2 separate regions of the Homo sapiens genome follow, and region 1 is linked to region 2. Evidence: read pairs that join two places in POLR2A ChIA-PET (ENCODE). Cell type or tissue: OCI-LY7. All regions are shown on one strand.

Evidence for each region. Peaks named below come from ENCODE experiments on the same cell type or tissue, not always from the same donor. Only the 100,000 strongest peaks of a DNase experiment are listed, where the experiment ranks them.
Region 1: POLR2A ChIA-PET joins it to region 2 with 6 read pairs; 2 of 35 experiments call an interaction of 5 or more read pairs at or near these places.

The regions. Positions count from the first base shown.
Region 1 is chr2:8,382,880-8,387,879 of GRCh38, reverse strand. No RefSeq gene overlaps it. Among named protein-coding and RNA genes, the nearest start is that of LINC00299, 57 kb to the right of the region's middle. In OCI-LY7, no CTCF peak of the experiment used is centred here; no DNase peak of the experiment used is centred here.
Region 2 is chr2:8,275,391-8,280,390 of GRCh38, reverse strand. All of the region lies in intron 7 of LINC00299 (long intergenic non-protein coding RNA 299), which reads left to right. Among named protein-coding and RNA genes, the nearest start is that of LINC00299, 51 kb to the left of the region's middle. RefSeq lists a silencer at 2,375-2,424 and an enhancer at 2,159-2,660. In OCI-LY7, no CTCF peak of the experiment used is centred here; DNase peaks (open chromatin) are centred at 1,960 and 2,360; H3K4me3 peaks cover 1,066 bases; H3K27ac peaks cover 761 bases.

The DNA of each region.
Region 1 (5,000 bases), 110 kb before region 2:
TTTTTTTCCTAATAGGCTTTTGGCTTCTTCTACAAATTTTTCAACTCCCATCTTCTGTGGCCAGTTCTTCATACCCAGGGGAGGAGATATTTGCTTTTGTTCTAATATAAAATGTTCATTAGATCACCAACCCCTATCCATCACTGCAGCCACACTTACACAACACTTCTTTGTCAGAATGGATGTATGAAGTTGCTTCAAAACCCATCTTCTTCGTTCAATGAAGAGTTAAGTGGTTGGTGAGGAGCAAATAGTTTTTGGCATTCAGCTACGAAAGACTCACAACCACTTTAAAAACTTTTTATTTTTAATTTTTTTGAGATGGAGTCTCACTCACTCTGTTGCCCAGGCTGCAGTGCAGTGGTGCAATCTCGGCTCACTGCAATCTCCACCTCCTGGCTTCAAGTGATTCTCCTGCCTCAGCCTCCCTGAGTAGCTGGGATTACAGGTGTGTGCCACCACTCCCAGCTAAATTTTTGTGTTTTTATTAGAGATGGATTTCACCATTTTGGCCAGGCTGGTCTTGAACTCTTGATCTCAAGTGAACCACCCGCCTTGGCCTCCCAAAGTGCTGGGATTACAGGTGTGAGCCACTGCACCTGGCCACAACCATTTAGAAAATGGTTTGAATATAGCATTCATGATCTGTGGGCTATGGAAACCTTAATCTCACTACAAACTATTCAATATAAGAAAGTCTCACTAGTTGTCTGGGTGGGGTGGTTTATGCCTGTAATACCAGCACTTTGGGAGGCCGAAGCAGGTGGATCGTCTGAGGTCAGGAGTTCGAGACGAGCTTGGCTAACATGGTGAAACCCCCGTTTCTACTAAAAATACAAAAAATTAGCCAGGCGAGGTGCTGCACGCCTGTAATCCCAGCTACTTAGGAAGCTGAAGCAGGAGAATCACTTGAACCCGGGAGGTGGAGCCAAGATTGCATCATTGCACTCCAGCTTGGGCAATGAGCGAAACTCCATCTCAAAAAAAAAAAAAAAAAAAAGAAAATCTCACAGGTAATTTACTGGTACATTGACCTATAGTTCTAAAATTCGAAAAGTGGTTTCTAAAATGTAAGCAATTTATTTCAGAAAAATAAATTCTTCAAAATTTGGGGGAACATTTTTTAAATGATTTTAACATTTCTATTGTTAAAAAGTAATCTATGTTAAACATAATTTTTAAAAAGTGTTAAAATCACGGCTTATACAAACACGAATGAATGGCTATCAGAGCTTTACTTTAACTCATTTATTAATAAAAGAACCAATAAGATATTACTACCAGTTCAAAAGAGAATTTAAAATATGCATACGTAGGCAATCAGGGACACTGAAGTAAATTTACAAATAGATATAAAACTGGTCAATATCCCAGGAGAAGTAACCAAGTGCATCACCACCAAACACAATTTGCATTTCTATGGACACAAATCACCTGCATTACTATCAGTTTTCTACAGTTTACAGTTGTAAAATAGCTCAAAGACAAGGAAAGTTTGTGAGAACTTGGAAGGGTGAACTAGGCAAGACAGACTACAATCTTTTTTTTTCTGGTCCATTTCAAAGTCTTACACAATTTTTATAGACACTTGCCTGATTATAAGTTCAAAGAAGGGATAATGGAGAGCTAGTAGAACATCTTAACAATGATCCCTTCCTTACACCTTATACAAAAATTAATTCAAGATAGATTAAAGATTTAAACATAAGACCTAAAGCCATAAAAACCCTAGAAGAAAACCTAGGCAATACCATTCAGGACATAGGCATGGGCGAAGACTTCATGACTTAAACACCAAAAGCAATGGCAACAAAAGTCAAAATAGATAAATGGGATCTAATTAAACTAAATTGCTTCTGCACAGCAAAAGAAACTATCATCAGAGTGAACAGGCAAAATACAGAATGGGAGAAAATTTTTGCAATCTATCATTTTGACAAAGGGCTAATATCCAGAATCTACAAGAACTTAAACAAATTTACAAGAAAAAAACAAACAACCCCATCAAAAAGTGGGAGAAGGATATGAATAGACACTTCTCTAAAGAATACATTTATGCAGCCAGCAAACATGAAAAAAAAAGCTCATCATCACTGGTCATTAGAGAAATGCAAATCAAAACCACAATGAGATACCATCTCATGCCAGTTAGAATGGCAATCATTAAAATGTCAGGAAGCAACAGATACTGGAGAGGATGTGGAAAAATAGGAACGCTTTTACACTGTTGGTGTGAGTGTAAACTAGTTCAACCATTGTGGAAGTCAGTGTGGCGATTCTTCAAGGATCTGGAACCAGAAATACCATTTGACCCAGCAATCCCATTACTGGTTATATACCCAAAGGATTATAAATCATTCTACTGTAAAGACACATGCACATGTATGTTTATTGTGGCACTGTTCACAATAGCAAAGACTTGGAACCAATCCAAATGCCCCTCAGTGATAAACTGGATAAAGAAAACGTGGCACATATACACCATGGAATACGATGCAGCCATAAAAAAGGATGAGTTCATGTCCTTTGCAGGGACATGGATGGAGCTGAAAACTGTCATTCTTAGCAAACTAACAGAAGAACAGAAAACCAAACACCGCATGTTCTCACTCATAAGTGGGAGTTGGACAATGAGAACACATGGACACAGGGAGGGGAACATCACACACCAGGGTCTGTCGGGGGGTGGGAGGCTAGGGGAGGAATAGCATTAGGAGAAATACCTAATGTAAATGACGGGTTGATGGGTGCAGCAAACCACCATGGCATGCGTATACCTATGTAACAAACCTGCATGTTCTGCACATGTACTCCAGAACTTAAAGTATAATAATAATAATATAATAATAATAATAAAATGATTATAATTGAGTTTAGTGCCCAAAATTTAAATTAATGGGTAAGTAATCAAAACAGGAATTTCCGATATGCTAATTTCAGATTATTCTTAGCCCTCTCTTGCTACGTTCTCTGTGGTTTTCTTTGTGGTGTAGTAGAAAGGGCACTAGACTTGCTGGTGGAGGTTGTATTCTCAGAGGTATGATTTACCTGTTGATGCGGCTTTTGTTGAATTAACTCAATCTCTCTGAGCCTCAGTGCTCTCCCTGGAAAATGTGGATAATTATTTACTCTACAAGACTCACCATATCACTGCTTAGCAGATTCAGTGAAAGGATGCATGGTGATGAACCATAAAGGTATCCCTCCTTCAGACCCTGCCAAGGAGGTCACATTCACACATCACTGTCTGTTCTGCAGCTCCACTTCAATGTCCTAGGGTCATCTCAAAACTAACCAGGCCAAAGCTCTGCTGTTGATTCCCACTTTCATCCCTCAAAACTTATTTTGCTTCATGGCATCACCATCCACCCAGTTTCTTATTCCAAAAACCCAGGGTTCATTGAGGATTAACCACTTCCTTTACCCTCACATCTAATCTAACACCCCACCTTACTGGCTTTACTTTCAAAGTATCTTTCTAGTCTCACCATTCTCACAATTTCCAATGTTACCACCCGGGACCAAGCCAATACCAGCTATTCCCTGGACTTTTCCGTTATTGTCTCTTAATCTTGAGTTGGCCTTTCTACAACCAGTCTTTCCCACCTAAATTCCTTTCCCCCAAAGCAGCCAGAATGACCTTTTAACAAATGTATATCAGAGCATATTACCCCTCTATTAAAAATCTCCCAATAGATTTATATTGCATTCGTAATAAAGATGAGCTGAGAGCGGAGGCTCACGCCTGTTATCCCAGCACTTTGGAGACTGAGGAGGGAGGATCATGAGGTCAGGAGTTCGAGACCAGCCTGTCCAGCATGGTGAAACCCTGTCTCTACTAAAAATACAAAAAATTAGCTGGGCATGGTGGTGCATGCCTGTAGTCCCAGCTACCCGGGAGGCTGAGGCAGGAGAATCACTTGAACCCAGGAGGCGGAGGTTGCAGTGAGCCGAGATCATACCACTGCACTCTAGCTTGGGTGATAGAGCGACACTCTGTCTCAAAAAAAAAAAAAAAAAAAAAAAGGTGAAATTCCCCCACGCCTCATATCTTAAAAGGACTACCTCATGTCCTAAAAGGATGACATGTCCTCATGTCCTAAAACAACTACCTACCGTGCTATCTAACTCTCTGCCTTTGTGTCTTTGTTTCCCTTTGGCTGCCTGTCTCCAGCCACACTGACCTTAATATTCTGTACTGGGCCATGCCCCTTCCTGCTGCAGGGACTTTGAATTTGCTGTGTCTTCTGCTGAGAACATTCCCTCTGAAGATTCAGAACCCTTTATACTACTCCAACACCAAATATTTAATCTGTCAATCTAATCTTGGATATTTGAAATCTTCTCCATACATATCATGAGATATTCTTCACCAGAATAAGCTTTTGTTTCACTACCAAGAGGTGAGTGCATTTTGAAATCCACTGGAACCTCACAGGTATTGAATCTCTTCTGTGCACATTTGGATGTGGAAAATGGAAACTTGTAAGTCTACAGAAACTAAACCAGAGCAGGTTTTATAGTTGGGCCTAAAATACAGTTCCTAGGGTTCAGTTTAAAAATATTTTCTATTTTTTCCTGGATTTTATTGCAAATGTTTTGTCGTTGTTTTGATTCTGTTTTTGTCTACACCTGGGTTTAATTCCTCCACTATTAGGTACTCACTGTGCTGTGATGGTTTGAATGCAGGTTTGGCCTCCTCTCCAGCCTGTGACTACTGGGAAGACAGGGCACCTGTCCTATTCACCTTTGTATCTCTGGTGTCTCACTCAGGATCCGGCACAGGTACATGTTGTAGTACATGTTCAGTGAATAAATGATAGTGCATCTCAATGATCTATGGTTTAGAGGCCAACGTGGACATTTTGTATTTCAGTACTTAATCAAGTTCAGTCTGTGACCTGGGAAGACACACAGTAGTAGTAATATTTTCCCTGTGTTTTTGGTTATGATGTGTTAATGTTGCTATTTATGTTTGGAAAATGTCCAAGGTTGCCACT
Region 2 (5,000 bases):
TTTGTTCTTGTCACCCAGGCTGGAGTGCAATGGTGCGATCTCAGCTCACTGCAACCTCCGCCTCCCAGGTTCAAGCAATTCTCCCAAGTAGCTGGGATTACAGGCGCCTGCCACTACATCTGGCTAGTTTTTGTATTTTTTAGTAGAGACGGGGTTTCACCATGTTGGCCAGGCTGGTCCTGAACTCCTGAGCTCAGGTGATCCACCTGCCTCGGCCTCCCAAAGTGCTGGGATTACAGGTGTGAGCCACAGTGCCTAGCCTTTTTTATCTTTTTTAACAGAAATGGGAATCAATGAATTTATGTTGGCATGTTTGGTAATTTTTTTGCACCTCTCTTCTTTATTTGCAAAATGGAGAGACTATAGTTGTCCTCAGTCTTGGCTGCACATTGAAATCCCAAGGGGACCATTTACAGCTTCTAATGCCTAAGCACCAGAGTCCAAATACATGAGGATCTCGGGTGGAACCTGGGGGCGTTATATTTTACAGCGCCTCCAGGTGATTCTCAGGCATGCAAGGCTGAGCCGGTGGTCTCTTCGGCGACGCTGTGGGGTTAGGTGATGTAGCATCTGTAAAGCACTTCACAGACTATCAGACATGCAATTAGAATGCAGCAAATGGCCCACGCCTTGCTTTGGGAAGAGGGTCCGCAGAGTAGGAGAGGAAGAGTAGGAAGAAAAGCGCCCCAGGTGGGTGGCAGGCTGAGCAATGCCCCACGCAGGAGTTCCAGGTGGATCTTATGGATCTGTGTGACTGCAGCACAATTTGGCAGGTGGGGGTGGGGGAAGAAATGTGGGAAAGGTGGGCAGAACCAGTCATGGAGGCTTTGAACTTGGGCTTCATCTTGTAGGGTGATCAGGAGCCATGGGACAGGATGCACATACTTGAAGGAAAGCATTTTCTAGGGGAAGCCAGGGTGGGGAAACCTCCTTACATCCGTGCAGGAGTCCCATGTCTCATGGGCTGATGTGGGTCACGTGGGGTTTGTGGAACATAAAATCCCCAGGGTCGGAATCTTGTCTTGCTCTATGTTGTATCCTTAGCACTAGAACCACGCCTGGTACATAGTAGGCACTTGGTAGAGGGTATCGATTGGGAGAATACACGAAGGACAAAAAATCCAAACGAAGGAGAAGCTTGGCAGAGGCAGCAGGGGACTGCAGGACCAGCCCTGTCAAAGCAGAATCCCACTGAACTGCTGGTGCCCCTGGACAAGCCATATCCCTTCTTGGCCTCTGTTTCTGTCGCTTAAATGGAGGGCAGGGTCCTTCTAGCTCTAATGTCCACCAATAATTAAATGCTTCTGATCCTGAACGAGTTCATGACCTTCTTACTGATGCGCCAAGTCCTAGGTGGAAACTCCATCAGAAGCCTTTGTGTTTCCCTGAGTTCTGGAAGCCTGGCCCCAGGAGGCAGAGTTGGGGCAACTCATCCTGGCTGCTGGGAAACCCAGGCTTGGATGGAAGGCAGCTTGCTGCTGAGGCTGGTGACCTTATTAGCAGTGGTTGGACCAGATCCTCTAAAGTCATTTTCACGGTTGTAGGTCCAAGTGCTGTGATGGTGGGAGGGAGGTCTTCCCAGGCAAGGAAGGGGCACTGGCCGGGGTGGGGAAGTCGGGCTCCTAGTCCCAGCTGCTGTGCCTCCCCTCTGGGCAAGCCATCTTACCTGTTTGCATGTTAGTTTCTTTAGTTGTAAAACAAGGAATTTATATTAAGTTAACTCTAACAGACCATTTTCGGTTTTCAACTCCTATGATTTTGTAGCATGCTCTCGGGTTTCTTTTATCTTTATCTCCGTGTATCTTTGTTTCTAAAAGATCCAGGCCTCGATGACACCTTTTCCTCCCTAGTACTTTCAGCCCACGAGAGAATCTAAAAGCTGACTCTGCACCTCCGGGTGCTGCCGAGCCTTTTGCACAGAAAGAAGAGAAAGCTGGATAGTTTTTTTTTTTCTTTTGCTTCTTCGTTAACAGATATTTTTAGCTTTTCTAAAAGCTTCTCATTCTGAGCCTTAAAAAGAAATAAGAACCTGTTCCAAAAATGCAAATTCTCTGGCAAGAAGCAAGAGGGGTGTTTTCAATCTTCCCTGAACGATTGTTTTCTCTCCCACAGACCCTCGTGGTGCAGCAGAGGGCAGCTGGGGTGCGGGAGGAGGTGGGAGGGTGAGGCTGTGGCCAGCAGGAGCCAGGCCTCAGGGTGCCAGCCTGGACCAGGAGCATGTGCTGGGGGCTTGCTTTCCGCAATCAGGCACTTTTTCAAGTTGGTCCTGAACGGTTCTGGACTGGATGGCAGGCTGCTGTGTGTGATTGAGAATGTTGCCTGTCTGAGCCCTGAGATGAGCTGAGGGTTCCTCCTCCCCAGCCAGCACCAGCCTCACACAGCCCTTGTAAATCTGAAAGTGCTGTTGGTAGCAACCAGGGATGGGCAGAGGCAGCCCTGTCCTGAGGGTGACATGAAAGTGAGAGCAAGCTGAAGCTCCAGTTGGCTTAGTCTTCAAAAGTGTCACTTTCAGATTATATCCCTCAGCTTTAAAATATCCTTCTTTGAAGTCCATCCTGCTCTGCCCACTATTTGTCCCCGGTGGTCACTTCCTCCTCTGTGCTCCCGTGGCCTGGGATTCACACCAGGAAAGAACGCCACGAAGAAGGAATGGTGAGTGGTATGTGTGTCTGCTTCCCATGGGGATGGGAAATGGAGAGAGAACTGCCCAGTGGGATTGTTACTTCGCCCGGCACCTTGCAGGAATCTTGCAATCACTTCTCATTTACATTTTTTATTCCCTAGCATCTAGCTCATAGTAGATGCTCACTAATGCACTAATGCTGGATTGCCATACCTAAGATTTTTCCTGTGTATCTTTCAAAACTAATCCAAAGGTTGCTTATATTCTGAAATAATAATCAGTCCTTGAATCTCTTTGAATAACAACACAATTTAGTTCCCATTAGGTTAAATTCAGGGAATATTGTGAATGCAGCCTTTGAAAGGAGACCTTTAATATACTTAGGCTTGCAATTATTTTTCAGAAAGTGATTATATTGGCATCTTGATATAAAAATGATGGATGCCACCCTCTGTCCCTTACACACTCAGTTCCGGTTCTCAAAAGTTAGCGATGGAGATGGGAGACAGTCTGGGTGTGTGCTGGGGAGGCAGGGTGGGCAGTGAGGCAACGTGGCCACTTTCAGATCCTTCAATCTCTTCTTTTTATACGTATAGCTTAGCTTCCTCGTAACTGAAAGCAGAGAATGATTCTGGTTCTTAAACTGAGGCTTAGGAGACCGCTTTATCTATGCACAGTTGTTTCTAAATATTAGGAATAAAGCCAGTTGGGATGAATACTTCTTACACTCACTACAGGAAAATGCTGAGGCATAGACATAGGATCTGAATTCACAACCATCTTTAGGACTGAGGAGAAATAACAGAAGTTCTTATGTTACTAACAGCAATGCCCGTGTTTCCTGATTCTATATCTTGTTTTGGTAGGGTGGTCAGAACATTAACATGGATATCCTTATTTGCAACCTGATTGCTTCCCAGAAACTATGTTAGTTGCTTTAAATACATCTTCGTAACAATATTCCAGAATAGACATTATTATTGCCACTTTCTGGATGAAGAACCTGAGACTCAGAGAAACTGAGGAACTTCCTGGGCCTTGTCCTCAGGTCCTCCTGAACACAGGGCTCAGGTGCCTTGCTCAGTTTCTTTGATGATCCTAACGGACTCCAGTGTCGCAGATGGGAAAGCTGGCAGGGAGGGAGAGGTGATGTTTGCCCAGGAATGGGGAGTGGAAGATAGAGGACTAGATGCATAGACCTCAGTGTATTGTGCTTAGAACAAATCCTATTGTCCATTAAACTTTATCATAATCATGCATGGTAGATGATAGTATCTTCCATTTACAGGTAAGAGCTTTGGCACACACCCCCAGACATTTATATGAAACCCCAGAAAGTCATGCCCAGGAATAAAAAGTAAACCGGTTGTATTAGTCTACTCTCATGCTGCTAATAAAGACATACCCAAAATGGGGTAATTTATAAAAGAAAGGGGCTGGAGAGGCCTCACAATCATGGCGGAAGTTGAATGAGGAGCAAAGTCACGTCTTACATGGTGGCAGTCAAGAGAGTGTGTGCAGGGGAACTCCCATTAATAAAACCATCAGATCTCATGAGACTTATTCACTATCAAGAGAACAGCATGGGAAAAACCCACTCCTCATGACTCAATTACCTCCCACTGGGTCCCTCCCACTGCATCTGGGAATTATGGGAGCTACAATTCAAGATGAGATTTGAGTGGGGACACAGCCAAACCATGTCACCCAGGGACTAACGACAAAACCAAAGCAGACTTCCCTAAGAAAGCTGAAATCCAAGAATTGACAGGATCAAAATGACCCACTGGTATTTATCTGCCTTCCAGGAAAACACCCTACCTCATTACAAAGAAGGCATAATTCAGAGCCTCTGCATTGTATCATCCACAATGTACATTACACAATAATAAATTACTAGATGTAAGAAGAAGTAGGAAAAAGTGACCAAAAGTCAAAGTTTAAAAAACAGTCCATGAAAGCAAATGGATGCAGTTAGAAGACAGACTTCAAAATAACTGTGATCCATTTGTTAAAGGAAAGAGATGAAAAGACAGACAACATGGAAGAGGAGAGGGAGTATTTCAACAAAGAATTGGAATTATATAAAAAAGAATCAAATGGGAATTTTACAACTGCCAAAGGCAATATCTGACTTTAAGAACAATGTCTAACATATTGCAAAGGAAAGATCTAGCATTCATTGGATGGCTTTAATAGTAAAGTGGACACAGCAGAGACAGGAAAAGTGAGCTTGAATTCCTCAAAGCAAGTCATTACATTTCCAGATTGAAGCACACAGAAAAAAAAAAATAAGAATGGGACAATAGCAGAAGAGATTATAAGGGAGTTGTTGGACCCAGTCACAGGATTAGCATTTATAACTTTGGGATCCCAG